Linked DNA regions of Mus musculus: all the other regions are linked to region 2. Evidence: chromatin loops called from intact Hi-C (ENCODE). Cell type or tissue: heart. All regions are shown on one strand.

Region 1 (5,000 bases), 110 kb before region 2:
GATAATCTTTTCAAAAGAATAAGCAGATCTTGCCACAGTGGTGCAGGACTATAATCCCAACACTTGAAGGCAGAGGCTGGAAGATCAAGAGTTCAAGGCTATCAATTGGCTACATGATGACTTTGAGGCTGTCTGAACTATGTGAAACCCTGTTTAAAACATAAAATAAAATACAAACAAATAAACAATCAAACAAAAAAAAGTGACAAGGAAAATGAGCAAGTGAAGTTTGTGGAGATGCCCTTCATTTTTCTCCTGAAGCATTCCCACATGCATAAAGTAGTCTCCTACATTCTATTGGATACTGAAGGAGTTGTAAGACAGAAAAACAAAAACAAAAAACAAAAAAGGCCCTGATCATACCACATATCTTTAATTTTAGGAGATAGAGGCAGGCTAATCTCTGAATTTAAAGCCAGCCAGGGGTACATAGTGGGACCTTGTATAAAATAAATAGATTTAAAAAGAAAACAAAAACCTAACTTCAGATAAGGAAAGAAAACTAAAAGCAATTCTCTAGTAACCATTTGACAGTTAAATCTTTCTAACCGGGGGATGGGCCTCCAGGGGATGGGCGTGGGGCCCTTGATTGCACAGCTTGCTCATTGGCACTGCGTCCAGAATCCCGTGGTTTCATCACTTCTGAAAACTTTGGAGGAAGCTGGAGAAGGACTCAATGTGCAGGGCTTGGAAGGCATCACTGGCTGAGAAAGCCAGGCATGCTGAGGCTGGGGCTGGGGGCAGTGCTCAACTTTTGTTATTTATTCATTTTACATCCCACTCACTGTCCCTGTCCCCGTCCCCTTCTCCTCTGATTGGGTGGAGGCCCCCTGTGTATCCCCACACTGGGCTGGCACTTGGTCGGCAGCCCAGTTAGCAGAACATATCCCACGTGCAGGCACTGAAGAGCTGGTCACCTCAGTGCTCAGCTCCTTGGAGTATGTGAAGAGGGGTGGTCTTGTGGCACCCAGTCATGAAAAACACATGTATGCTGGCAGCCACTTTGTGGTTTGACATGCCAGTGCAGCCATATCTGCCTGTTGTCATCTTTGTAAATAGCTTATCACATTATACTAACAGTACTGAAAATACCGCAGATGTGAGCATCTCGTTCCAATGGCTTCGTCTTCCTGAGATACAACTTAGCAAATGACATTTAAGATTCTCGGGGTGAAGGAATACACTTCCTGGCTGACTCCTTGAGGACAGAGTAACTGAGATTTATAGTTTAAAGTTTCATATAACGAGGAAATACTTTAAGTAGAAAAATGCGATTTTATCAAACAAGTTTGTTTTTAAAATATGCTCATTAAAAATTTATTAGCACACGAGTGCCCTAAAAATTAGACGTTACCTGAAAACTATTACTTAACACATATTAACATTTGTGATAGATAACCTATTTTATATTTTGTTTTACATATGTATAATTCTAACTTATTTCTACCGTGGCACATTTAATGACAACTTATTTAATTACAACTTTTCAATCATCAGTTTTGCTTTTCGTGGCTTAGATTATCTGCACGTAGCTCTCCTAGCTTCACTTGTGTTCTACAAACTTTAAATGGAAAATTCTAGACTAATGTCTTAGGTTGCAGTGTTCTGAATAGCTGGTAAAATCTCACACCCTCCGCCACTCTGCTACACTGTATGTCATACACAGCCTTCTCTTCTCTGCACATAGAACTACAAAACTGGAAAATGATGTGGAGGTGGGAATCTTCAATGTGTGCAGATCACCGTCATCTCTAAGAGATTATCTCTTAAAACTTAAGTTGGCTAAGGAGGTATTCTTCAGCCAGATCCTCAACCATACTGTCACAGTAGTCCTTTCCTCAAAACTACAGCCATAACAAACAATTTGGGAATAACAGTAATAAAGGTAAATAGAAGAAATAAACAAAACTACTGTATTTGAACTGATAATTTAAAAGTAGGCATTTAAAATAGTAATTCTTTAAAAATGTACATACTCTTAGATGTAGCAATTCCACTCCTAGTACAATAGGAACAGATGTCCCAAGTGATTTTCACACTAACACTGAATTATAAAAGGGGTGAGAGGGAGGAAACATTTTTCCAGTAATAGACTAAATTACAATACAGATGAGCCATTGAATATTAAACTCCTTTCTAGGAATGATAACGCTTAATGATAAAAAAAAGTTAGGTCTAGGTTATAGGTCCTATTTAATCCCACAACAGGTCAAAATTAGGCGATTATCCATCGTTTTGCATGAGGCAGGTGGAGCAATGAATTTAATTTAGACGAGGTGGCACAGTAAGTAATGAAAGGACTTAAAAGGAGACCAGATAAATCCTGAACTCAGCTTATCTTTCCATTCCCAGAGTCTACCTCGGTGGGTTAGTTTGCGAGTTAAATGGGGGAAAACCATTTAAACAAGAACAACAACAAGACAAATACATAGCTCCTGCGATATGTGGACACGGAGTACTCAGAGGTTGAATAATTCGCTCAAGGTCACCCAATTCCGGATAACCCCAGGATTAAAACAACATTTCAATTTCGTGCTCTTCTTGGCTTCAGTTCTTGTCTTTTCGGACTTCACTCCAGCACGATGGCGCACACCTGAGAGACAGAGCACAAGTGAGAGGTGTACTCGCAGGGAGGTTTCAGAAAGCTGCTCTTCTGGATGTCTGCGGATTTTCTAAATTCACGCATTCTTTCTTCTGTATTCCCGACAGGAAGTTTCCGGTGATCGTGTGACGTTCAATTATGCGCCGGAAGTGCACTGCGGCGAACGCGAGGAAGTCGGAGAGCTTGCAGTTGCAGCTAGTTCTTACCTGCAGAACGCAAGCGGCCGGAGGGTGTGGGTACTTTTAGCCAGCGGCCGCTGTCATGACGACCCAGGGGGGCCTAGTGGCCAACCGAGGCCGGCGGTTCAAATGGGCCATTGAGCTGAGTGGGCCGGGAGGAGGCAGCAGGTGAGTCTCTCGAGTGAAGCTCGGTATCTGATCCTTACCCTAGAACGGCCCGAGATCCAGCGGACCTGGGCCTCGTCTAAGTCTCCGACACGAGTGGGTAGCACATAGATGTTACCCAAGGAGCTTCTGTGCTGTGGAAGGTATTTTTCCCCAGGATCTTTTAGTTTTCCCAATAGGCAGAGAGAACTGACGAACGCACGAGAGGGTCTAATTTGGGTAGCTACATCTGAGGTTCTTTTTCCTGTGATTGATAGGGCTGGAAACCCGCAGTTTTAGTCTCTTGATTTGGTTTGGTTCTTTAGGGGCCGAAGTGACCGGGGCAGTGGACAGGGAGACTCCCTCTATCCAGTCGGTTACTTGGACAAGCAAGTGCCTGATACCAGCGTGCAAGAGACCGACCGGATCCTGGTGGAGAAGGTACAGAGGTATTAGACGTTACCGTAGCGTGTAGGCCAGCCCTGTTTCGCCTTACTCTCTGGAGTGGAGGTAAAGCAGCCGGTCATTAAGACACATTGCTTAAGATCCATGGTACAGTATCTTACGTATATGTTCCCTGACATAATTTCGGTGTGTTAGGATACTGTGTCACTTTTACCCTGAAAACATCCCAATCCTGCTATCATTTCTCACTGCCTTCAACTGTTACATCACCAGCCGTAGACTAACCATCTACCACCTATCCCTCCATCCCTCTATTTAAAATCATGCTTTCTCAACCTCAGCACTGTTTTCTCTGTTTTCTCTTTGGGGCTAAGTACATTTTTGTTGTTGTTGGGGAGAATTATGCTGGGTACTTACTTTAAGATGTTTAGTACTCCTGATCTCTACACATTAGGTACCACTATGGCTTTGCATAATTGTGTGAACTAAAGATGTTTCCAGCATTACCACGTTTTCTAGGTCTAAAGAGGTGCGCTTTGTGTATACCTGCAAATAAACCCCTGAGATCCTATATTCAAGTCTCCCCTTCTCAAATTCTCAGTATCCTTCTCTGTATGGAGTTCTAATGGGTCTTGTTATGTCCTACCTTGTCCTCTTTGCAGTCTCCAAACACAGCCATCAAAAATGATCCCTTTAAAACATGCCAGACCATCCCTACTCAAAATCAGTCTAAAATTCCATGTTCATTCCGCGTACACACCAAACGTCTTTTTAGTATTAGACATAACTCTGCTTGTACCAGTCAGACTCCTTGTAGCTACTGTGCCCTGTCTACTATTTTTACATTTGTTTACTCTTTCATAATGATTCCCTTGCTGCTCTGTAAGGATACCAGACAAATCCCCCTTCCCTGCTTTTTGTGTTTGTTCTCTAGTCTTAGAATGCTCTTCCTCAGGATTCCTTCATAACTTGCTAAGTCCCTCCTTTGGGGTCTCTCTAATATTACAGAGTCAAGCCTTTCCATGTGCCACACTGTTTGATTTATATGTTATGAACATATCACATGGCTTATGTTATTTAGCATCTGCCTTAGTAGCTGTTTTACAGGACTGTCACAGCACGAGTCCCAGTGTGCAGAGGGTGCTTGGTATCTTCTTGCGTTTATGCTTCCCTTGCAGCCTTAGTTTTGCCGAATAATTTTGATTCCATGGAATACATACATTCAGTTGTTACAGTATGAAAATGACACACACAGTCATTAGTCATTCTTGGATAAGTATTATCCTGTAATGTTTTATCTTGGTATATCAAATTATGATTACAAATTATTAAATGATATGATTTTTAAAAGCATATCATAAAATACTTGTATAACTGCTGTATTCTACAGAAAGTTATTTACAAATATGGTTGAGTTTTAATGTGAATAATCAAAATAGTTATGGTTATTTTTACATAGATTTATATATTTCATACTTTGTTAGGATTAAACTTATTTTCTTTTAGGTTTATTTTACGCATATCAGTGTTTTGTCTGCACATATATATTATGCCTAGAGCTCTCAGGTTAGAAGAAGGTATTGGATCCCCCAGCTCTAGAGTTGTGGATCATTGTGAGCCACCATGTGGGTGCTAGGAACCAAACATTGGTCCCCTTGAATAAGCAACGA
Region 2 (5,000 bases):
ATGGCCCTGTAACTCCAGGTCTAGGTGATAAGACCCATGCTGGCACTGCACTTAAATACACATAAAAGATTTATAGTTTAAAAAAAAAATGAATCAAAACCATCTTAATTCCAGGGCTTGGAAATTCACTTTGACCAAATGGCAATTTCCAGTCGAGTTTGATAGCTTGGAAATAAAACGAAACCCGTTAAAATGTAAAATTGTATTAGATCTTTGAGTATTTGACATATCCAAAGCCCTTGATTCTATCCTCATCAGTGAGGGTGGGGGCAGGGTTAGAAAACTGGTACACTTATTTATTTTGAGTGTACAAATACATGAGTCCTTCTGATTATAGGTCCCAGGATCTGAACCCAGATCTGCAGGCTTGTGGGTGAAGCACCTTTGCTGCCAAAATACCTCTTTTGCTCTTTAGAGAAAGTGAAACATGAGTTCATGTTGCACAGGATGTCCTCAAACTATATAGCCGAGGATGACTTTCTTTTTTCTTTTGTTTTTTTTCCAGACAGGGTTTCTCTGTATAGCCCTGGCTGTCCTGGAACTCACTCTGTAGACCAGGCTGGCCTCGAACTCAGAAATCCACCTGCCTCTGCCTCCCAAGTGCTGGGACTAAAGGTGTGCGCCACCACTGCCCGGCAGAGGATGACTTTCAACTTCTGACCTGCCTTTACTTCCCAAGTGCTGGAATTATGGGGTCACTAAACCCAGTCTTCTGTAAAGCTATGTGCATGTTAGAAAGTCACTGGACCTACTATGTTATGTACACCCTCAGCTCCCTTTAGTTTTCTGATACAAGGACTAACTACATAGCCTAGGCTGGCTTGGAACTCATAGGGATCCTTCTACCTCATTCTATGACAGAATTAGACATCAGCTACCATGCACAGCCTGGATTTTTAAATATAGCCTATAGCTAGCTAATGGCTGGGCAGTGGTGATGCACACCTTTAGTCCCAGCACTTGGGAGGCAGAGGCAGGCAGATTTCTGAGTTCGAGGTCAGCCTGATCTACAGAGTGAGTTCCAGGGCAGCCAGGGCTATACAAACCCTGTCTCGAAAAACCAAAACCAAAACCAAAACCCAAACCAAACAAAAACCTTACAAATGTACTGTGTCTTGAAAAACCAAAACCCACACCAAACCAAACCAAAAACCTTACAACTGTTCTTGAAGAAAAGAAGCCCATCTCCTCAGGAATCTACTTTCTAAGGCAGCCTTGATGGCCATTCAAACTTCACAGACTTTACAATGACATTTTGCGCAATTTCTGCTCTCTGACACATGCCAGTCTTTTTGCATGTATTTATATGCACTACCTAGCTCACTCTGACAGCTCTTCCTCTTGCCCCCAAACACATAATCAAGCTCCCTAAAGCCATGTGTATCCAGGGGATTGTCTAAGTCATTGCTAGAGTCACACGTTTCCTTTTCTCCATGGTGACTAGTACTACCTCCAGGTTGAAGTCTTTATTTTGGTATGCACAGCTCGTGGCATAGAAGTAATGCTAACAATGCTAATGTTTTATTTTTGCAATCGAAGGACAGAATTAATTGTATCCAATACTGAAAAAAACCAAGAAGACATATCTCCTACCAGACAGATTTCACTGGCTTGGTAAAGAAACATCCACAGGCTGGCGCACACCTTTAAGATAGTGTTCAAAGGCAGAGGCAGTTAGACCTGAGGTCCAGGGCAGCCAGCTCTACATAGAGACTCTGTCTAAAGAGAGAAAAAGAAAACTTCCAGGGTTGGGCATACTTGTTATCTCAGAACTCAAAATGTAGTGGTAGGACTGGAGAGAGGGGTGCTTCCCAGAGGACCTGTGTCTATCCCCTGCAGTCACAGAAAGACTAGCTATCAGTCTCTAGTCACCAGGGATCTGACTCCCTCTTCTGGTCTTGATGGTTACTGGCACATATAGGCATAGACACATGTCGGTAAAATACTAAAACACACATACATTTTTTTTTACTCTTTGAGGAATTCAGAATATTTTTTAAAGGGCCCACAATTAGACAGTAGTTTTCCAGGGAATGCTGACCTTTGTAGGAGTCTTTCACAGCCTTTTTCCCCCCAACACCCTATCGTCGATGGCACACAGTTCTATTGCTACAATGAGGGCTTACGAATGTTCTCAAGTGGCCTTGTACTACCAACGGTACTACCCTTCCCCCATCTCTTCCTCCAACAACACACAAAATGAACTTTCAGTTCACTATATCTTTAATAACCTGGCATGAAAAAAAGAAAGAAAAATATTGTTCCTTTTACAGGCGAGGCCCATCAGTATAGACTCATTCACGTGGTGAGTGAGATAGGATTCCAAACAGCATGGGAAGGCTTCAAGGCTTACAGATTGACGCGTTTGGTTGCTGATAATAGGCCGAGGCATGAGCAGCGTAAAAGATTAACGAGCCCTCAGAGGACAGGACGCGGTTGCTGGGTCATGAGCACCTTGAAGCGTTTCTTGATGGTGATTCGGTGTCTTGAATATTTGTCATCTGGGGAGAACCGAGCAGGATGGGCGGAGCAAGTCTGTTGTCCCATAGGGTCAAATTTCTGCTCAAGGAAAAATAAAAAATATCTCAATATGAGTGGTGTGATAGAAAGAAACAAGAAAATGGGTGACCTGAGGCCAGGAGATCGCGTGGTCAGAAAAAGAAGCCACTGCCTATCTACCACGTTTTGGCTCCGACATGGCTCCACTCAGTGGGCTGCGCAGGCCGGTTCCAACTGTTCCTCCCATCTAAATTTCTCGTCCTTTTGATATATAGCTGTTTCCTCCTCCCCTTACCTTCAGCGTATAAACGCGATCGCCCTGCTCGTTGAGGTAATATTGGAGAAACATAACTGCCCTCAGCAAAAAGACACACGTACTACCGCCAGCCGCGTTTACTCCGAGTGCGCCGCTTCAATCGCGTGCGCCAACAACCTTCCAGATTGGACGGAAGTCTCTCCAAGGCATCCTGGGAAATGTAGTCCATTTCTCCAGTCATATCCATGTGACCAGAAGGGGGCATAGTAGAGCAAGTCTTGCTTGGCCTTGGGTTCCAGCTAGCAGCAACCTTGCAAAGTTATTAAGATCCATGGAACTGCCCACTGTGTGCCAGCCACTTGCCAGGGATTAGGAAGTAGGGATGGATGTGGGTTGAATGTTGATGCATCATTCACTGTTGATATCAGTCCTATCTTTAATTTCAAATTGCACACCCATTTCAGAGGCACCACTTTTCGAATTCCTGGAGAAACAAGGACTCAAGGATTCTCAACCTCCTATATCCTAGGGAAGAAGTTAAGATTTTTTTTTTTGAACCCTACTTTTTACATCCGGTTTCCCGCCCAATTTCAGAGTATTGGCGGCAAAGAGTGCATGATGGGTATTCGATATTATGCAAAGCGAACAGAACGGAAAGGTTTTCTTGTGAACCGGTGGATTTTGTTTTAGGGATCGAACCAAGATTCAAACTCGGGACCTGACCACAAGTTCAGCTCTTTCTTATATGGTGAGTAGCAGATAATAGCAAGTAAGGTACGCCTTCTCGGGGTATTTCCAGTTTTTAAAAGACTGAAAAGTCTCATAAGATTCTAGTTTAAGGTGGCGCACGCCTTTAATCCCAGCACTCGGGAGGCGGAGGCAGGAGGATTTCTGAGTTCGAGGCCAGCCTGGTCTACAGAGTGAGTTCCAGGACAGCCAGGGCTATACAGAGAAACCCTGTCTCAAAAAGAAAAAAAAAAAAAAAAAGAATTAAAAACTAAAACCAAGATATTGCAAAATGATCATTGCAGCACTACTTATAGTGGCAAAAATATAGTAGCATACTAAACTTGTAGCCAGAAAAATCGTAAAGTTTTTTTTTTTTTTTTTAAGTAGTGACTATAGACAGTTCGACTGCCGTTTTCATGAGATACATTAAAAAAACCCGGGAGCTTAACCCGTGCTTGTAACCCCAGAAGTCCAGAGGCTGAAACGGAAGGATTTCTAACATCCTAGGTCCAAGGCCTACCTGGACAGTATTCTAAACAGTGAAACCCTTTTTTAAACCGAGAAACAAACAAACAAAAGCGTGGTGGGTGGGTGGATGTGTTCGCGAGTGTTCGTGTTTTTGTGTGGGGGGGGTGTGGGGGGGCGTGGGTGTTCGAGATTTTGCGGGGGTGGGAATATACAACAAACAGTTAATATTGGTATCTTCTGGCATGGAGGTCTTGGTACAGGGAATGAAAGGGAAGAGTGTTTGCTGATGTAGGGTTTTTTTTTTTTTACATAGCCTGGATTTTTGTTCGTTTTGTCTAGGTTTTGATGTTATTGTTGTCGACTTTTAACACACACACACACACACACACACACACACAGACAGAATTTTAGTCCTTTTCACCCTCCCATCTCCCTTTCTTAACTCCCTTGGACTCCCCCTCAAAACTTTTCTTAATCTGACTTTTGAGTCATACTAAAATATTAATTTAAAATTTAAAAAGTAATTTAATGAAAAAACTTTATGGTAATTTTAAGGCAGGGGTTGTGCACTCAAGGGGCTAAGGTCAGAGAGTCTTAGATTTCAGCCAAGACTACATAGCCAGATTGTCTCAAAAATCCAAAAGGAACTGGAGATGTGACTCAGTGGTTAAGAATGCTCGACTCTGTTACAGAGGACCCATCTTCAGGTGCCAGCACCAACTCATAACTGGTTCTAACTCCAGTTCTAGAGGCTCTGACTCCCTCTTCTGGCTTCTGTGAGCACCAGGCATGCACCCAGCTGAAGGTGAAGGTCTTTAATACCAGTTCTCAGGAGGTAGAGGCAGGCAGATCTTTGTTGAGTTCCTAGCCAGCTAGGGCTAAAGAGTGAGCTCCTGTCTCAAAAATCAATAATCAATTAATTAAAATCTTTTTTAATTTAGTAAAATCTTTCAGCAAATGGGGAGAAAAAAGGGCCGTGGCTTCCAGGAATTTCGGGAGTGTTGTGACGGAACTGTTTGGGTATTACAGAGAGTTTTTTTTTTTTTTT
Region 3 (5,000 bases), 190 kb before region 2:
GTGAAACTATGTATTTAAAAAATATTCAAGGGCTGGAGAGATGGCTCAGCAGTTAAGAGCACTGACTGCTCTTCCAGAGGTTCTGAGTTCAAATCCTAGGAACCACATGGTGGCTCACAACCATCTGTAATGGGATCTGATGCCCTCTTCTGGTGTGTCTGAAGACAGCTACAGTATTATAAATAAATAATTATTTTTTAAAAAGTCACAAGTAAGTAGTATATAAGCTTATAATTTCAAAACAAAATAAAACAAAACAAAACAAAACAAAACACCTGGCAACCACCTAACTGTCCAAAAGCAGAAGACTGGAAAAGCGAGTTGTGATTTATATGCACATTATGATATGAAAAGTGGCTTAAGTGCTCTTTAACCCACTTCCTCTCACCTCCATTAGTAAAGTTCCAAGCTACTTCCCTAGAAACCAAAAATATAGTCAAACTTGTGTGCTGGTTATTCAAAAAAATAAGACAAATTACCAAGCCTATTTCCAACAACACTATCACCATAAGCCGGTCAGTGGTGGCGCATTCCTTTAATCCCAGCACTTGGGAGGTAGAGGCATTCGAAATTCTGAGTTCAAAGCCAGCCTGGTCTACAAAGTGAATTCGAGGACAGCAAAGGGCTACACAGAGAAACCCTGTCTCAAAAAGCCAAAAAATAAAAAGCCTAAAAACAAACAAAAAAAAAAAGACTATCACCATAAAAACCACATCGACTCTCAATTAGCCCTCTATATGAATATAAGAGCATGAATAAAAACATGTTCATAAATGTTAAATGAAAATTATGGTCTTATATGCTTTACTCTTAAAGACAAGTCATATGATTCTACAGAGTCAGAAAAAAATTTACTATAAAACATTAAAGGTTATTATCTTTCTGTTGCATCTTTTAAAAAGAAAATATCTTATTTATATTTTCTTCAATAAACATTTATTTATTTGTACTTGGACCTCTTGCATACTAAGTCCCACCACAACACTGTACCACCAGCTTTTTTTCCTTCTTCTTTGAGACAGGGTCTCAACGAAATAGTTCAGAGTACCCTTTAGCTTATGGTCCTTCTGCTTCCGATTCCTGAGTAGCTGAGATGCTAGGTCTATGTCACTGTGCAAGGCTAAACATATCTAACAATCTATATTAAGTTGTAAAATATCTTCAAAATAAAAATAGGAGGTTTTCAAATGTGCTGCATACGGCAGAAGTTGACTACTCAATTAAGCCTTACCTCCCACATCCTAGTGGGAATTTATTACTAATGAAACATTAATTAGGACAAAATTTAAACAATACCCTAATGCCAAATAACATTAAAATATTGGTTGTCAACTTGCCATTATTTATTAATCTGAGGTTGAATATCCCACAAGGGAACATCAACAATCTGCAGAAATAAGCAATTCAAGTTGAAACATCCACATTTAAGATGTATGGTTGAAGTTGGTCTATAAAGCCAGCAAAGAAATATTTTCTTTCAACTCATAGTTTCAACTCCAAATACTGATGGCAAAATTTAAAACATATTCGTGGCTTGAAGAATGAAAACGGACTGCTGACAAAGCATTAAGAAATTCAACCCACCTTCCAATCTAAACATAAATCACAAACTCTTAAGAACAAGAAAAGAACAACTAGGCGTAAGGAATCTCGAGTAACCCTGGTCTGACTTAAATGACGACTATGATATCGCAAATCCCTCGATGAATTCAATTGTAAAAAGAACAATAATCACAAACTCGGGCCCCAAAAAAGCACTCTTTGATTAGGGACTTCTGGGCCCATTAATTTTAGAAGCAGGACCATTAGCCTTACAGTCTATGTCATCACTGGGAGCCCTTTGGGCTTTGACAATTCCCACTTGTTCAGCATCTTTCTACACAACACCAAGCTATCAGAAGAGTGACATGGAGAAAGCAACTAGGTTTCAGAAACACTAGACAAAATGCAAAGCGGGTAAAACCCAACAGATAAATGAGACTCCCCTGGGCCCAAGTATGATCTGTCTCACACTGGAGCCAAAATACGGCTACAAATAAATGACCGCATAGGTCTCGGGCGCCTGGGACCACTGTCCGCCATCCTCGTTGCTGAAGTACCTGACTGCCTCTCAAGGTCTCCCAGCACAAACCGTTAGTGGCGCCGGTGCCTTCAGTTTCTGACAGCTACACTGAGGGTCCTGACAGCTGTCCTAGCTGGATACCCTTCCAGCGTCCGCCCCAATCGCTTTCCTGCTGCCCTCGGGATGCTCACTTAAGGAAGCCGACATGCTCTTCTCCGTCTACCAGCACTCGGGCCGCGGAGATCCAGTCCTGAGGCTTCACCCCCGGAACAACCGCACGTCCCTCGATCTTAAAACGATCTCCCAGGCCGACCCCACTACCTCCCGGGCCCTCGGCAGCAGCCCCAGGCACCTCCGAGCTGTGGGCATCTCCTGATAATAACAGAAGCAGGACGGAGAAGAAACCCCACAGAGCACCCGCCATGACAGCAGCTCTGAGGAGTCAGGCCTACGGCCCGGAAGTCCTACCCCGCCGCAAGGCCGCTAAAGCTGCCGCCACCGTCGCCAGCCGATGTCGTCATCATCCCGAGCCGGATCCGGCCCGGAGCTTGTCCACGCCCCGGAGAGAAGTTGTGACCGCTGACTAATCAGGAGAAGGGGCGCAGGATCAACGCTCCGAATGACCCAGGGCTGGGGCTTAAAAGGTGGCGAGGCTTTTAAGTAAAGATGCCAGGGCATGTAAGGCGAAGTAAAGCTGGCAGAGAGTTTTGCTGTGGCGTCCACAGTTGCAGGTCTTATCGTGGGCGTAAAGGACCATGAGACCGAGAGGAATGAGGATCTGAAGTGTTGAGTGCTGTGTCTGTAGCTAACAACATTCAGACATCGACCCTATCACTTTCTCAAGGTTCTTGCTAGCTCTAAATAGTCTCCTTTCTACCACATATCTCCGTAAAAGACCCTGTGCACTCTGCCTCCATAGAAAAGTTAAAAAAAAAAAAAAAAAGAGTGAAGCTCCCGATGGAGAGTGGAAATGCAGACAATTTGGGCTGAAAAGGAAAACAAAAAGTTTTTTAAAATCTATATCAAAAAATGGTGATCCATGTTTAAGTTCGCGGAGAATGTTTATTTTCATTCTGTGTTAATGCTTTGGTTTTTTAACAAACAAGGTTGCAGACTGAGAAAGTGAAGCACTCACTATAAATGGTAAATAAAATACCTAAGACACAGACAGGGCAAATGGCCAGACCACCAGAAAACAGTTACCTTCGTAAAGCCATGCCGCGTCTAGCATCCTTCTTCCAGTTCTTAATTCTTATTTACCAAGAGTGCCGCAACCCTGCTTCGTTTCTCACTGTTTCGTTGGCTAACATATTCTTTTCAGAGTTGATGCTTACCTGCCTTAGATAACTCAGTCATTGAGCAGAGGCCTAAATACTGTAAAAATTCATCCATCTTCTCTTCTACTAATACTCTTCTACTAATTCTCTTCTATTCAGTTTCTCTGGTATAGAGTTTTTCTTGCTACAGAAATTAATACACCTAACTTTATGCATGTTTCTAGTGGTCTCTATCTCCATCCCTTGACTCTGTGCCCAGAAATAGTCTATAAGCAAAAACATAAAATTAAAAATATACATATATGGGGGTAGAGAGATGAGTCGGCTGTTAAGACCACTTGTTACTCTTGCAGAAGACCTGAGTTCAGTCCCCAGCCCCCACACTATAGCTCTTCAAATTCCAGGTGATCTGATACCTCCACAGGCTAGTTCACATACATACATACATGTGAGCAACATCCATATACTTGATATTAAATAAATATAATATGCAACATAATGTATATTTATTTGACACACACTATTATATAAATAGTGCTTATTATATAAATAAAACCAGTATGTTGTGAATTCCTCCCCCATCGTGAGTTTTTTTTTAGATAGGATTTCATACTACAGTCCAGACTGGTCTTGAACTTTATCTGTTCTTCAGCCACTGAAATGCTGGAAGGATTGACATAAATTGTGAGCCATCACAATTACCTCAATATGTAATTTAATTAAAATTAATGTGTTATAATACATATAAATATATAAATGTATGCAGCTATAATGCATCTCTATTTTACATGTATATATTTGTACACCATCTATCTAATAGCAAACTACAAATGCAGTTCTTCATTTTGCCCTTTTTCCCTAATGTAGCTTGGAAAAAAAAATCTCTGTTTTTGGTCTATGTTTTATAGACAGGGTCTTATACCATAGCTCAGTCTGCCCCAGAATTCACTATGCAACCCAGGCTAACCTCAAACTTGTGGCAGTTTTCCTGTCTCAACCTCCCTAGTGCTAGAGCTAGTGCTGCTCTTGGCTGTAAATTATCCCAATGGTATATAAATGTTTCCTCATTCTTAAAATAAGGCTACCAAGTACCCCAGTATATAGATTTCCTGATTCCCTACTAAGAGACGTTAAAATTGTTCCTAATCTTACTGATTTTGCTAAAGTGCATTTCCTTCATCATGTGATTTCCATGTCCATATCCAGAATTCCTTTTTTTAATCCATAATGATGTGTTCCAGTATTCCTAATGGGTGCAAAAAACCCCAGATCACCCTATATGGACTCTCCTGTATTTACTACCTACAAAAAAGTTTAATTTATTAATTAAACACAGTAAGAGATTAATGATCTTAAATAAAATAGTGTAATTATAGTAATATACTGTACTAAAAGTTATTGTAGTAATAGCATATAATTAAAATCCAACAGAAGCTGAGGAAAGGAGGGGCTATCTTTATGAGTACAACAGATAATGGAAAGTGGTGGTTGAAGACATTTTATCTCAGTTTTTCTCTCTCTCTCTCTCTCTCTCTCTCTCTCTCTCTGTTGTTGTTTGATATTTCTTTTTTTGTCTGTTTAGTTTTTTTGTTTGTTTGTTTGTTTGTTTGGAGACAGGGTTTCTCTGTATAGCCCTGGCTGTCCTGGAACTCACTTTGTAG
Region 4 (5,000 bases), 220 kb before region 2:
CCAGAGTACCTGAGCTCTTAGGCCTGCATCGCCAGGTCTGACGTTCCACTTGTTATGTATTTTAAACATCTGCATCTACTACTTAGGGGTACTCACAGGACACAGAGGGATTCTAGCAGTACCTATGCTGTAAGCCCCAAGTTCCTGCCCGTTTTATTCTAGAGGTGATAGAACGATCAAAGCCCATGAGGCTCTAATGGAATTTGTTAAAGAGCTTCAAGGGTTCAGGCTTAGAGAACTCAAAATTGATGGAGCCATCCCTAAAATATACACTGCAAATTTCTACTGCCCTCCACACTCTAAGCTGTTGACCAGGTTTTCTGTAACAGACATTATCAGAAGATAATTTCCAGCCCTGCCATCACTAAACACAGCAGCTGGGATCCGTACTCTTATACTCCATCTTCCCTTGGGATACTATTGTTGGACCTCAGTTCCAGTCCCAGGCAGTTACTTCTGTTGCCACGTTAGGCCCCATGCCAGCTCACTTATCTGGAGACCAGAAACTCTAGCATGTTCTCCCATGTATCAGTTTTACCTTCTAATGTGCCATTCTCATTAGCATGAAAATGTGGTTTATTTCCACTTTTCTTTAAAAATAAGAAAAGGCCAGGCTAGACAGATGGCTCAGCACTTAAAAAGCACTCGCAGCTCTGCATGAAGGCCAGGATTCAATTCCTAGCATTCACACGGTGGCTCACAACTGTCTGTAACTCCATTCCTAGGAGACGACTCCCACTTCTAGCCTCCAAAGGGCACTTCATGCCTGCACAAACATGGTGCACAGACATCCATGCACACATAACCACTCTCCTCCTCGTCCTCTTTCCCATGTCCACACAGCTTTCTGACCACCGCAGCCCCCAAACAATTTAACAAGATACATTCTGATCTCCTTGGAACTAAACCCAGGCTCAAGCATCAGTCCTAATCTTCCTAGATCAGTCAGCCTTGCTTGAAGCAGGGGATTGCTGTCTCCTCAAGACATTCTCCTCCTGTTGCTTACAGGAAAACATGTGTTCATTAGGAGTGCAAAGATGAATATAGAATCTTTGCTTTTACTTCTTTTGGAAAGAGTTTGCTGCCAAGGAATTCTGGACTTTGTGACTTTCCCATAAATCTATCTACAGCAGTATTTCCAAGGCTTTTTATGACATGGCACACATAGAAAAATAGTAAGTTTCCAGAAGTCTGAGAATACTGCATAAGACAGAAGGAAAAGGAGCCCCACCCTCACCCCAGAACTGGGAGGAAAACACTCTCTCTCTCTCTTCCTCTCTCTCTCTCTCTCTCTCTCTCTCTCTCCCTCCCTTTCTCTCTCCCTCTCTCTCTCCCTCTCTCTCTCTCTCTCCCTCCCTCCCTCCCTCTCTCTCTCTCTCTCTCTCTCTCTCACAAACACACACACACACACACACACACACACACACACACACACACACACACATCCAGTGACTCCCTGTCTAGTCCTCGAATTTAAACTGTCTCACCGGCTTTCCTGTCCTCAGCGACAGTGCAGCCATTTAATATCCTCAGGAATAGGCCTTTCTGTCCCTGAAGGCCCAACTTTCTTCCTGGATGGTTGATAAAGCCGAGTAATATTAAGCCTCTCAATTCATGTGCTGGCACATCTCTTTTATGCTCCAAGGCACTTAGCACACTAATAAGCACCATTTTTAAAGCCAGTCAGTTGAAATCCTGCTCCTAACATTATCGCTTCAGACACAATGAGAAGTCATCTCTTCAATGAAATGAACCTTGGACTGCACTTCTTCTTTATCAGTCAAAAGAAGTGAAATACAGGTCACTTAATAAGAGCTGCCTAAAACTTTGTTTCTTCACACATTCCTTCGACAGGAGTTCTGGAGTTCTTCCTGATATTTAACCCACTGTGAGCACTTGTGTTTTAAACCTACTGCTTCTGGTTGCTACATCTGGTGTTCATGTCCAGTTTATGTGTCCCAAATTCAAGTCTGTCACACTCACACTCACCTTCCCCCTCCCCCAACTCCACTTTTATCCCCCACCCAACCCCCATTCCTGCCCTCCACTCCTCCTTCTCCCTCCAACCTCCCCCTCCCTTCCTTTTAAGCAATTCTATTTTTTCTTTTCTTTCTCCCTTACCTTCTCAACCCCCCCCCCTTTTATAAAATTGCCACAAGAGGGCAGCAGTTTCACACATATGAAAGATGCTCAGGCATTGAGGGCTGTTTGAAAAAGCAAAAGGATTATACAGTTAAAAAAGGGCTGGTGGTCGCACACGCCTTTAATCCCAGCACTTGGGAGGCAGAGGGAGGCAGATTTCTGAGTTCAAGGCCAAGCCTGTTCTACAAAGTGAGTTACAGGACAGCCAGGGATATACAGAGAAACCCTGTCTCGAAAAACAAACAAACAAACAAACAAAAAAAAAACCAAACAAACAAAAAAGTAAAAGACACAAAGTTGGGTGGGTGGGTGGGTGGGTAAGGAGGGGTGGGTCTAGAAGGGGTTGGGGGAGTGAATATGATCAAAATACAACATATGGAATTCTCGAAGAACTAATACATTTTTAAAAGAATAGCCCTGATAAAAATGTTACTACTGATGGCCTAGCAATTTCTATGGATGAAGAATGGTTTCAGTGGGAGAAGCAGGGAATGAGAGAGGGCAATGAGACAGGAAGACAAAATTCATTTGTTATGTGTGTAAAAATGTCAGAATTTTTCATTGAAAAACATGTAATTGAATTTTTATAGTCAAAGTCCAAAATTCATTAGGCAGAAGAATTTTGCAATGATAAAAATTATATACATATATTACTATACTGTTATCCAATGCAATGATGTGTACAGATATATTTCTAGAATGTTATCCAAAATGTATTTTGCCTTCTACCTTATACTTACCTTAAGTATTTCAACACTATGAATAGTTTTGATAATTAATTTCTTCAGTGGGGAAAAAGGTTCAACAATTCAGCATCTTGTTCTACGTGCACTTCATAATTTTGTTAGCAATGATGAACCCTAAATGAAAAAGAAAACTATGCAGAAGTGTGTGTGATGAGCGGAACTGACCTGTTTGTGTTTCTTCCAGATACTGGCCAAGAAGAGGGGAGGTAGCTCCAAACAGAGAGTAGCGCCAAACCTTGGACCAAATCTGAGTGTAATTTCTTGAGCCAGGATGGAAGGGGAGTCTTATCACAATGAAACCACTGTCAACGGCACCCCAGTAAATCACCAGGCTTTGGAACGCCATGGACTGTGGGAAGTCATTACTATTGCAGCTGTGACCGCTGTGGTCAGTCTGATGACCATTGTCGGCAATGTCTTGGTCATGATCTCCTTCAAAGTCAACAGTCAGCTCAAGACAGTTAACAACTATTACCTGCTCAGCTTGGCCTGTGCAGACCTCATCATTGGCATCTTCTCCATGAACCTCTACACGACCTACATCCTCATGGGACGCTGGGTTCTCGGGAGTCTGGCCTGTGACCTTTGGCTTGCACTCGACTATGTAGCCAGCAACGCTTCTGTCATGAACCTTCTGGTGATTAGCTTTGATCGTTACTTTTCCATCACAAGACCACTGACATACCGAGCCAAGCGTACCCCAAAGAGGGCTGGCATCATGATCGGCTTGGCATGGCTGGTCTCCTTCATCCTCTGGGCGCCAGCCATCCTCTGCTGGCAGTACTTGGTCGGGAAGCGGACAGTACCACCTGATGAGTGCCAGATCCAGTTCCTCTCTGAGCCCACCATCACTTTTGGGACCGCCATTGCCGCTTTCTATATCCCTGTCTCCGTCATGACCATACTCTACTGCCGGATCTACCGGGAAACAGAGAAACGAACCAAGGACCTGGCTGACCTCCAAGGTTCCGATTCTGTGGCAGAAGTCAAGAAGAGAAAACCGGCTCACAGGACCCTGCTCAGATCTTTCTTTAGCTGCCCTAGACCCAGCCTGGCCCAGAGAGTACGGAACCAGGCCTCCTGGTCATCCTCCCGTAGAAGCACCTCAACAACGGGAAAGCCAACCCAGGCCACTGATCTAAGTGCTGACTGGGAAAAGGCTGAGCAGGTTACCAACTGTAGCAGCTGCCCCTCTTCAGAGGACGAAGCCAAGGCCACCACTGACCCTGTCTTTCAAGTGGTCTGCAAGAATGAGGCCAAGGAAAGCCCGGGGAAGGAATTCAATACCCAAGAGACCAAGGAAACGTTTGTGAGCCCTCGGACTGAAAACAATGACTATGACACTCCCAAGTACTTCCTGTCTCCAGGTGCTGCTCACAGACTCAAGAGTCAGAAGTGTGTTGCCTATAAGTTCCGATTGGTGGTAAAAGCTGACGGGACCCAGGAGACAAACAATGGCTGTCGTAAGGTGAAAATCATGCCCTGTTCCTTCCCAGTGTCCAAAGACCCTTCAACAAAAGGCCTGGATCCCCACCTCAGCCATCAAATGACCAAACGAAAGAGAATGGTCCTAGTCAAAGAGAGGAAAGCGGCGCAGACCTTGAGCGCCATTCTCCTGGCCTTCATCATCACATGGACTCCTTATAACATCATGGTCCTGGTTTCCACCTTCTGTGACAAGTGTGTCCCTGTCACCCTGTGGCACTTGGGTTACTGGCTGTGCTATGTCAACAGCACCATCAACCCCATCTGTTACGCTCTCTGCAACAGAACCTTCAGGAAGACCTTTAAGCTGCTGCTTCTCTGCCGGTGGAAAAAGAAAAAAGTAGAAGAGAAATTGTATTGGCAAGGCAACAGCAAGCTACCCTGAATCCTTAGCAACTCCTCTGGAAAGAACAATGATCACAGTCTGGTTTGCTTGTTAAAGGAATGTCATCTGCCATTCTGAGTCCCTGAAGGCTTGTCAAGGTGCAAGGTCTGTTGTCAAACAAAGAGTCACACATGCACCTGCCTGTGAGGTGAGTCTTGTCCATTACCAAGGCCACCCAATGCCTCTAGAATTTGCCAGTGAATCAGAGAGACAGACTCAGGGCCCTTCTCTGGAAGTACACT
Region 5 (5,000 bases), 77 kb before region 2:
AGGTGCCCACGCTGGTATAAACATACCATCCATGAACATATAATCAGTTATAATTAAATTTAGTGTGTATGCAAACTAATGAGAGATTAATGAGTATGAGTCAATGTGATCAAAATAACATAATGTGCATGCATGTATAAAATATAATAAACTCATTGTTATGAGTAATTAAATACTATAATACAAAGTAAAAAATAGGGGGAGGGTGAAAAATCTAAGATGGGAACGCCTATTTCCCACCACTGTCCTTAAAGAAGAAACAACACAAAACAAACCGGGTCTAGTTAAACTCTCTAACTTACCAGTAATGATACCACTAGCCAACCCTGGAATGCCTTGGATTGAGATGACGTTATTGTGAACAAAGTACTCATCACAGGTGGCATTAAAGAACTGACTCGAGTTGCAGAAGAATCCCCATAACTTTGATGGTACTGTCATGTTGTCAACCTCCTTGGTCTTAGAGCAAATGTCAAGGTGTCTTGATGACAGGGTACGGTTGCCCAGCATACAGACCCTAAATCAAAGCAAACAGAGAAGAGGAGAAAGATCAAGAAGGGAAGAAAGAACAGAGAAAACTAAGTCTTTAAGACCTTTTAATGCTGGTCAGTAAAGGATAAAAACGTCACCTCACAGGGGTTTTACCGCAATGGTAATAGGGATGAACACCTTAAACTGAGGTGACATGTATCTTCTGCCAGGGTAACCCTCACAGATCTCACAATATTTTAATATTTGTCTTATGTTGCTGGAGGCATTAACAGTGATTCAGTATTCTGCCCAAGATCAAGGTCATACAAATGACAGATGTAGGTAATATGATTCAAACATAAGAACTATACAAAGAAACTATGCTCAATTATCTTCCAAAAAATATTTGGCTATTCATCCATTTTCAGGCTCAAAAGAATCCTGGAGGGGCTAGGGAGGTGGTCCAGTGAGGTTGGAGCTCTTGTTCTGGAAGCATGAGATCCTGAGCTCAGATCTCTAGCACCCAGGTCGTTTCCACACAGGCATACACATGGGCAGTCACCGCCCCACCCCCACACCATTACCATGTGCCAGCAACAACAATAACATTCCAGGGAACTTCTGCTCTTATTTTTTTAAAAAAAATGTCCAAATGCCCATATTTTCATTTGCTTGTTTTCTTTCTAGACAGGAGGTGTGGGGGGAGGGGTGTTGGAGGAAAGGAAAGAAAGAAGGTAGGAAAGGAAACGTGAAGATGTCTATTGTCATAACCTCCTGGGACTGCTGGCTCTTCTAAGTCTTCTGGCTACTGTTGTAGGGCAGCCTGACTAGACTTAAAAGCATATCCCTCTATGGCCCAAGAGAAAACTGGCTTTGACCTTAAACCTAGACCCAGTGGTAAAAAGGAAATTTAAGGATAATACAAATATTGACTGTAGCTTTGCTTTTTTCCACTACCTAGAAACATAAACAAGAATGGAGAAAAAGAGCCGTAGTAAAATACTGCTGAGCTCAAAACCCATGGCTCAGATTCTTCAGAGTGGCTTCATACATACACAATGAGCCACCGATCTATCACTTGGCCTCAACAACCCTTAACAAGCCTAGTTTTGTTTCATGGTTTCTCAAAGGTTTGATTTTTTAAAACATATTATTCTGGAATTTTAAAAAACAAAATAGCTTGCACTGGGATTTCTTTTCCAACCAAACAAAATTGGAGAAGCCCAAAGGGGAACCTGAAGCAAAATGGAATTTCCCAAGTTGAGATACAGCTAAACTGTTGCATCTAAAACCTTTATAACTCTAAAAAAGATCTTATTTTATGGCCCTAAGCAAGCAAAATGAAAACTTACGGTGGGATTTATTACTGACATCACACAGAAGAAATACCAAACAGCAATCAGGAAATCAGAGTCCCACGTTCTTGCCCTACCATTAGCTGACTTGGGGAAAGTCATTCATCTTCAGTGGACCTGCCTTTTCATCATGAAAAATAAAGTTTTTGTTTTGTTTTCCCTGTAAGCTAATTTAAATCAGCGTAATATCAATAAATTTGATCCCCTGCTGATTCATGTGACTTCAAAGGCAACTTCTGTAACAAGATTACAAATAACTCAGTGTCAACTGGCCTGTGTGTCACAAATCCATGAGACAATAGGTGAGTCTGTGAGTGAAGACACTGAACAAATCCATCACTTCATTACTGCATATTATGTATGGCATGGAACGTCCAGGGGACATACATGTGATAAGACAGTCATTTCCTTTTATAGCTGGTAAGTCTTAACACTTACAGTACCAAGAAAAAAAATAAACAATTTGGGTAACTCCTAAAAACAAAGATTTAGTTTATGGATATACGGGTGTTTTTGCCTACCTGTATGTCTGTGTGTGTCAGTTGTATGCCTGAAGCCTGTAGAGGCCTGAAGAGGGCACCAGATCCCCTAGAACTGGAGTTACAGACAGTGGTGAGCCATCATGTGGGTGGGTGTTAGGAATTGAACCCAGGTCCTCTGAAGATCAGCTATTAACTACAGAGTCCTCTCTCCAGACCACTACTCTAAAATTCTTTTGAATCGATTTTTATTTTAAAAGCAATTGAACATTGGTTGTTGGTAATGACTATGACTGCAAAGCCCTTCATGGATAGTTCACATAAACACATTCATTATTAGGGGGTTGGGGGAGCACACTTAAAGAGAGGTACCTTAATGATGGCTATGGCTGCTAGGTCTACATTTCAGAAGTGATGAAGAGGGTAAACAAGACAGTATGTCAAGAAGCTTCCTTCTGGGAAACTGGACCAATAGGAAATCACCCCATGACATTCTGGTGGAAATGTTCACATTACCAGATACCATCACTGACTATGTCAAAGATAGGTACGTACGGGAAGTGTGGTGGAGCAAAGGAAGACTTGATGGCACCAGCATAGATAGCCAAGATCGACACAATTACACAGGCCAGGAAGAGTGAGGCAAACTTATTCACATAGCGTACGCCGATGAATACCACCAAGACCATGAGGACCAAGAAGGCTGTACCATAGACGCGCATGTTGTTCAGCATAGCTGCTGACTCCTTGAGTGCATCGTCACTCCGAAAGATGGCAGCTCGGGGGACAATGTATACCTGTCAGAAGAAGAAAGAGAAGTAGAGGAGATGTGCGGCCATTTCAAAACAATCAAGGAGAGGGGCTATAATAGTTTGTTTCTTTTGTGAAGGACAGCTAAACAAACAAACAAACAAAGACCAAAACATTAATTTGTATCCTTCTTTTAAAAAGTGATCTTATTTTTATTATTTATACGTGTACTGTTGTTTTACCTGCATGTATGTTTTGTGAAGGGGTTGTATCCTTTTTACCTGGAGTTACAGACAGTTGTGAGATGCTATGTGGGTACTAGAAATTGAACCCTGGTCCTCTGCAAGAGCAGCCAGTGCTCTTAAGCACTGGGCCTGTCTCCAGCCCTCCTTTCTTCTTTATAATCATTTACTTTTAGACAGGGTCTGATTACCTAGCCCTAGTTGGCCTGGAACTCAAAGAGATCCACCTGCCTCCATCTCCCAAGTGCTGGATTAAGGTTATGTGCCATTCCTGACTGCAAATTAAACACATTTTTATTTGGCTCTAGAATGTCTATAAAAATGTTATGTTGTAGATTATTTTTGTTTTCTATTTGCTATTCTGAATACTGCCTTTCCAAATGGGAACAAGAAAAATGAATAATTTTATTCAAAAGGCTATAGAAAAGATGAGTAGAGAAATTAAAAACTCTTTCATTGGTATAAAGTTATCAAAAAGAGGGGTATGGGATACAACTCAGCCAGTGAAATATTTGTTGCACAAGAATGAGCACCTGAGTTTGATCCCCAGGGGAGCTGTGCATGGTGGTGTGCACTTTTCATCTTAGCACTGGGGAGGTGAGGGCAGGAGGAACCTTGGAGCTGAACAGCTCTGCAGCCAAACGTGTTGAGCCCCAGGTCCCAGGGAAAGACCCCATCTCAACAAACAGGATGGCTCCTGAGGAACAGCAGGTGAGGAAATAGGTTGATTGCTGGCCTCTACACACATACAAACACACATACAATGTAGAAAAACTTTATGTTACTTTTTTCCATTGACATATGTACAAGTCTTTTGTACTTAGCTATGACTTCCCTGGCTGAGGTGATAAAGTTGGGGACAATCAGCCAGAGGGGACAGGACAGGCAGGTGAAGGACACCTCAACCTTTCTGCTTCCGAGTCATGGTAAGCAGACGGTCCCAGGCAGTCATCACCTCATTGGCTGCCACAACTCGCCTGATCTCAGGAACCTTGATATCTAAGGACAAAATAAACCCACAGAGCTTCTACATTGTAGTCAACAGTTAATCCATCACTTACCAGAAAGATTTCAATGGCACCAAGAATATACATGGCTGCTGCAAATGTGGTGCCAAGATAAAAGCAGAGGCCTACAGCCCCGCCAAACTCTGGGCCCAGGGCTCTGGAAATCATGAAGTATGAGCCCCCAGCTACAAGACAAAACAGAATTCGAACAGCATCACAAGAAGAACTGTAAACAAGTCATAAGAAATAATCTTAAAATGTGCACAAAAAGATGTTTCAGACTTTGGGAAATTGAACGTAACAAAGTAGATTTGCTGGGGAAGATGGTGTGTCCAATACTCTACATTTTGTCACTACTAGGGAAAAAAATGGAATCCTTCCTAAAGAAATAAGATAGTCTAATAAAACATTTTATAAGCAAAGAGTATGGCTGAAATTCAAGCACTAAAAATAGTCTAAAAATAATGAGATTTCAAAACCTTAAGCTAAACAGCATTTGTCTCTCTGGCTTGTAGGAAGTGTCTGTCACAGTACCCTATGAACAACAGAACAAACACATTCATGTTCTCTGGAAAACCGTAACCACAGTGATTACTCACTGACACTGTGAATTTCAAGGCTGGGCACTGACCTGGCACCACTCCGTTAGTGGCGATGGCGCTCATGGAGATGGCAGTTAACATTGTCTGTAGAAGA
Region 6 (5,000 bases), 230 kb before region 2:
CTACAAGCTGTTCGCCCAGCAAAAGATGATCCTGCAGAATTTATAACGACCTCAGACTACTCAAATACAAAAAGCAGAAAGGGTCTGATTAAAACAGGGTTGAATCACCTGAAGGGATATGTCCCCAAAGAGGAGACCCAAATGGCCAGTGCATATATGAAAAGGAATCTCAGTGTCACTCATCATCAAAATCATGAGAACAAGCTACTCACCTAACAGTATCTAGAAACTTCTAAATAAATGGAAAAACAAACAAATAAACAACAACCACAAAAAAAAAAAAACCCACACAATGAAAGATCACCTTTAATCCAACACAGGAGGCAGAGGCAGGTAGATCTCTGAGTTCAAGGCCTGCCTGCCTGGTCTACAGAGTCAGTTTCCAGGGCAGCCAAGGTTACATGCTGAGACCCTGTCTAAAAAATAAGAAAATAAATAAAATATGCCTACAACAAAAAAAGAACAACAACAAAAACGTAGTTAAAATAAAACCAGGGTTCTAGGGTTCTGAGTTTGCGTTCCAGGCTGAACTACATGATAAGATTATATCACAGCAAACAAACAGTTAAATGAATAAATAAACCCAGCTGTGGTAAAGTAGATGTGTAATCCCATACCTTAGAAATTGAGGCAGGGGGGCTGGTGAGATGGCTCAGTGGGTAAGAGCACCCGACTGCTCTTCTGAAGGTCGAGAGTTCAAATCCCAGCAACCACATGGTGGCTCACAACCATCCCAAACAAAATCTGACTCCCTCTTCTGGAGTGTCTGAAGACAGCTACAGTGTACTTACATATATTAATAAATAAATCTTTAAAAAAAAAAAAAAGAAATTGAGGCAGGAAGATCTTGATTTAAGGCAAGGGTGGGCTACATAGTGAGATCCTATCTAGAAGATGATGAGAAAGAAGATGAGGAAGAGGAGAAAGAGAAGGAAGAGGAGGAATTTTAAAAACCAACAAGGGCTAGCAAAAAATGCAGAGATAGGCCGGGCGTGGTGGCGCATGCCTTTAATCCCAGCACTTGGGAGGTAGAGGCAGGTGGATCTCTAAGTTCGAGGCCAGCCTGGTCTACAGAGTGAGTTCCAGGACAGCCAGGGCTACACAGAGAAACCCTGTCTCGAAAAACAAACAAACAAACAAACAAAACTCCCAAAAATGCAGAGATAGGAACTCTCATATGTTATGGTAACATCAATTGGTATAGCATTACAAAGAGCAGTACGGCTGTTCCTTAAAAATAAAAACTATAACCACCACTAAGGATTCCACAATCCTATTACTAGGTATATATTCAAAGGAACTGGAGTCAAACATTTGCATTATTGTGTGTGTGGGGGGGGGGGGGGGTGTGTGTGTGGGTGTGTGTGGTTTTTTTGAGACAGGGTTTCTCTGTGTAGCCCTGGCTATCCTGGAACTCACTCTATAGACCAGGCTGGCCTCAAACTCAGAAATCAGCCTGCCTCTGCCTCCCAAGTGCTGGGATCAAAGATGTGCGCCACCACTGCCCCGCAGAAAAAACATTTGCATTCTTGTGTTTATTTTTATTTACATGAATGTAGGGGGGGTGCATATACCGAGAGTGTGGGTGCCTTACAGAGGATTAAGAGCAGTTTGCTACTGTTCTGGAAAACATAACTGCCTTTAACGTGGGCTCAAAGGATCTGATGCCTTCTGGCCTCTGCTGGCACTACACTTATGTACACACACACACACACAGAGAGAGAGAGAGAGAGAGAGAGAGAGAGAGAGAGAGAGAGAGAGAGAGAGAGAAAGAGAGGAAGAGAGGAAGAGGAGAGAGAGACGGGTCCACGGGCGCAGAAAAACTAATATACTTCTTTAACAAAAACAAAAAATAGATATAAACAAATTCTTGTATTTTGCGAAATTAACAATTGCATTAAGGATAATAACACACTGCAGTAAAGGTGACTGTCCTGATAATTTGCTTATCACACTCAGTAAGCTCATGGTTCATACCACACATCTTTAGAAGGAATGGTTTCAGGGCTTCTTAGTTCCCAAGTAAGTTACTTTGGAGGAGTACATATCTAGAAGTTGTTTCCATTTGCAGTCTAATCATCCAGAGGGAAAGCAAAGGACGTAGACTGTGTGGAATCCTGCAGCTGGACAGTGGTCCCTACACAGCTGGAACGCTGTTGACTGCTTTCAGAGCACTGCACTAATCCTGATTTAGAGCACCAATGTGCCCAACATATAAGATATGAGTACAGAAAGGCCTTGGGAAGGTCGGTCAGTTTCTCCTCATTTAATCTTTAGGTACCCAGAATAGTCTCGGCGAGACTAAATACGAATCTGAAGAGTGGGAAAGATCTTAGAGGTCACCAATCCAAACCAAAATGAAGACATAATCTTCCCCCCATGTCCTTCCATCCAGGTATGGGTGACCACAGACACTGTTACCTAGGCAATGTGGGATGGGATAAAGGAAACGGAGGGCAGAGTAAACACTTCTGTGTAAATCTGTATTCTGGTAGACTTCGCTCCGCAGGAAGTCACTTCTGGGATAGCACGCCAGGCTGTAGCCCGGACACCAGGCGCCGCCGTTAGTCTCCATCAGACCATGGGACTCTGGCACCAGCAAAACGCGGAGGCCGGTCGCTTAGTCCTTCGGCCACAAGCAGCCAGGGGCTGAGCGTGCACGGTACACGTGCATGTCCCCTCTCCCTCCCCCCCCCCCCCGCGCGCCCTCCCGGCTCCATCCCGCGCAGGCGCTGTGCCTCGCGCTCCCCACACGCCGGCTAGCGGCCGCAGCAACCCGCGCTCCTTACCCGAGTGCTGGCTCCGCCGCCCCGGCCTCCAGGCTCCCAGCGGCCGCCTCGCAGGCCGCCACCTCCTCGGCCTCGGCGGAAGCCCCGGCCTCGGCCCCGCCGGCCGCCTCCGTCCCCGCAGCCTCCTCTCGCCAGCGCCGTCGCTGCCCCGACCGGCTCTCGGTCCCCTCCGGGCCGCTCCCGGCCTCCCCGCCGCCCGCGGCCGCCCCTAGCCCCGCGCTCAGCCTGCATGAGGCCGCCGGCGAGCAGAACGCGCGAGCCGCCGCGGAGAGCGCAGGCCCCACCGGAAGCAGCCGAGCGCCGGCCGTGGTGATCGGGGCGCGGGGCCCGGCCGGGGCGGGGACCACGAAGTGATCTGTAATAAAAGGACGCCATAAAGTCACTTTGTGTGATAGTTCTTAATTCATATGAGTGTTTGCATGACACAAAACCTAAGGTGTCCGATGAGTTTTTTAGTTAACCTGATTTAAAGAAGATAAGTCATTTTAAAGTCAGGATTTAGGAAGGGTTGAGGGTGAGTCCCAAGTCACAGGTCTGGACAGCGGCTCAAGTGGGTGGAGGGTCCGGTAGGGAAGGGGAAAGATGCTTGAAAATCTTGAAGAGAACTTGTAAACGTCGTTGCTGTAACTCACATTGAGCGCTTGATTCTCATAGGTACTTGCCCTTATTTTGCAATGAGGCAACAGTCCTAGAGAGCTTAACTCCCCTAGCAGGACTTGGTTAGACAGGGTCCAAAGACAAGGGTAGCGGGAAAGTTAGTTATAGAAAGACAAGAGAGAGCTGGGAACGTAGCTCAGTTGGAGAATGCTAAAATCGTCTTTGGCGTGAGAAAGAAAGAAAGAAAGAGAGAGAGAGAGAGAGAGAGAGAGAGAGAGAGAGAGAGAGAGAGAGAAAGAAACAACAGAAGCCGAGGTTAACAGAAGCCGAGGTTAATTTTGTCTTAAGGAAGCTACCTGAAAACAATGAAAGCAAGCCCAGCCATGGTGGTGCAGGCCTTTTAATCCCAGCACTGGAGAGCCAGGGGTAGGCCCATCTCAGAGTTCACAGCCAGTCTGCTTTACAGAGTGCAGGTCAGAGTTACAGGACTGCAAGGGCTACACAGTGACCCTGTCTCAAAAAAATAAAAATAAAGTAAAAGTAAAAGTAATTAATTAATAATAATAAAAGCAAAGGGATGGAATCAGCCTACCAAAAGAAATGTCACTTTCATCGCGTCTTAGGCCCCTTCCTTATAGCCATATATCACTTCTAATTGTGTACAGAATTATATACCAGTAGCACTATGTTCCGAATTGAAAAGACAGATTGGCCCCACCCTAAAGTCCTCAATTCACGTGGAAGATAATTATATAAACAAATGATTCTGCTCCAGTGAGCTGAATGCTGTGAGCAACTCAAGATCAAAGCTGGAAGTTGGCTTTTCTTAAGTAAACCCCCAAGGTACAGCCTGATGACTGAACTGGAGTTGACCCAGCTAACAGGTGGCAGGGAGTGGGGGAACCTATGTGATGAGAGAACCCCTGGAGGTTTGTCAGCTTAAGATAAAATGTCTTTTAAAATGGTTATCCCAGCTGGGCAGTGGTGGCCCACGCCTTTAATCCCAGCACTTGGCAGGGCAGAGGCAGGTAGATTTCTGAGTTCGAGGCCAGCCTGGTCTACAAAGTGAGTTCCAGTACAGCCAGGGAACCCCTGTCTCAAGGAAAAAAAAAAAAAAAAGAGTACTTGGTACCCACAGATACCTGAAGACAGCTTTGGATTCCCTAGGACTGGAGTCATGGATAGTCTTAGCTACCATGTGGATGCTGATAACCAAACCTTGGTCTTCTACAAAAGCAACAACTGCTCTTAATTGATAGGTTATTTCCCCACTGGTGAAAATTCAAGTCAGGGAAGTCACCACGGGGCGAGGGGGACGGGCTCATGGAAAGGAAAAAACAAATGTTTGGATTATATAGGGAAAAACCTCTGGGGGGGGGGGGGGGGCGCCCAGCCCCTGGGCTGGAAAGTTCAAGGCTAAGGGTAGGATATGCCAGGTAGGGACTGGGGGATGCTGGGAGAACTTCGAGGCAAGGTCTGGTTTGAAACTAAAATATGCACCTCAGTTCCTTGTCCCAGGGTCCCAGCCTTTTGTTGATAATGAATGGGTAAGGGGCAGAATAATCATCCATGACTGCTTCCTGCTGACACTGGGGTACTGTTATGGGGTGTGGG

What was found. Hi-C counts contacts between places; a loop is a spot of excess contacts. Peaks named below come from ENCODE experiments on the same cell type or tissue, not always from the same donor. Only the 100,000 strongest peaks of a DNase experiment are listed, where the experiment ranks them.
Region 1: it touches region 2 in a loop (4-fold over the local background); 24 of 42 quality-filtered maps call a loop at or near these places.
Region 3: a loop joins it to region 2, with 4 times the contacts of the local background. A loop is called at or near these places in 15 of 42 quality-filtered maps.
Region 4: a loop joins it to region 2, with 2.4 times the contacts of the local background. A loop is called at or near these places in 19 of 42 quality-filtered maps.
Region 5: it touches region 2 in a loop (4-fold over the local background); 13 of 42 quality-filtered maps call a loop at or near these places.
Region 6: it touches region 2 in a loop (2.5-fold over the local background); 14 of 42 quality-filtered maps call a loop at or near these places.

The regions. Positions count from the first base shown.
Region 1 is chr2:112,365,768-112,370,767 of GRCm38, reverse strand. Emc4 (ER membrane protein complex subunit 4) reads left to right here and starts at 2,741. Exons shown (of 5, transcript NM_026519.3): 1 at 2,741-2,949; 2 at 3,252-3,366. The coding sequence starts at 2,864. In heart, a CTCF peak has its summit at 2,896; DNase peaks (open chromatin) are centred at 667 and 2,757; H3K4me3 peaks cover 2,394 bases; H3K27ac peaks cover 1,443 bases.
Region 2 is chr2:112,259,872-112,264,871 of GRCm38, reverse strand. Nop10 (NOP10 ribonucleoprotein) reads right to left here and starts at 2,946. Exons shown (of 2, transcript NM_025403.4): 1 at 2,795-2,946; 2 at 1,974-2,559. The coding sequence starts at 2,848. The coding sequence ends at 2,419. In heart, CTCF peaks have their summits at 1,902 (motif pointing left) and 3,016 (motif pointing right); a DNase peak (open chromatin) is centred at 2,921; H3K4me3 peaks cover 1,768 bases; H3K27ac peaks cover 1,122 bases.
Region 3 is chr2:112,452,554-112,457,553 of GRCm38, reverse strand. Emc7 (ER membrane protein complex subunit 7) reads right to left here and starts at 2,529. Exons shown (of 5, transcript NM_133749.2): 1 at 2,254-2,529. The coding sequence starts at 2,486. In heart, a CTCF peak has its summit at 165 (motif pointing left); a DNase peak (open chromatin) is centred at 2,573; H3K4me3 peaks cover 2,125 bases; H3K27ac peaks cover 1,622 bases.
Region 4 is chr2:112,478,929-112,483,928 of GRCm38, reverse strand. Chrm5 (cholinergic receptor, muscarinic 5) reads left to right here and starts at 3,112. Exons shown (of 1, transcript NM_205783.2): 1 at 3,112-4,857. The coding sequence starts at 3,160. The coding sequence ends at 4,758. In heart, CTCF peaks have their summits at 1,943 and 2,161 (motif pointing right); no DNase peak of the experiment used is centred here.
Region 5 is chr2:112,337,348-112,342,347 of GRCm38, reverse strand. Slc12a6 (solute carrier family 12, member 6) reads right to left here. Exons shown (of 25, transcript NM_133649.2): 6 at 4,936-4,990; 7 at 4,359-4,489; 8 at 2,861-3,102; 9 at 303-517. All of the region lies in intron 2 of Gm39908 (a long non-coding RNA gene), which reads left to right. Among named protein-coding and RNA genes, the nearest start is that of Gm39908, 13 kb to the left of the region's middle. In heart, a CTCF peak has its summit at 2,390 (motif pointing right); no DNase peak of the experiment used is centred here.
Region 6 is chr2:112,491,011-112,496,010 of GRCm38, reverse strand. Aven (apoptosis, caspase activation inhibitor) reads right to left here and starts at 3,047. Exons shown (of 6, transcript NM_028844.3): 1 at 2,790-3,047. The coding sequence starts at 3,020. It also overlaps a transcript of Chrm5 not described here. In heart, CTCF peaks have their summits at 2,583 and 2,782; a DNase peak (open chromatin) is centred at 2,710; H3K4me3 peaks cover 1,910 bases; H3K27ac peaks cover 1,977 bases.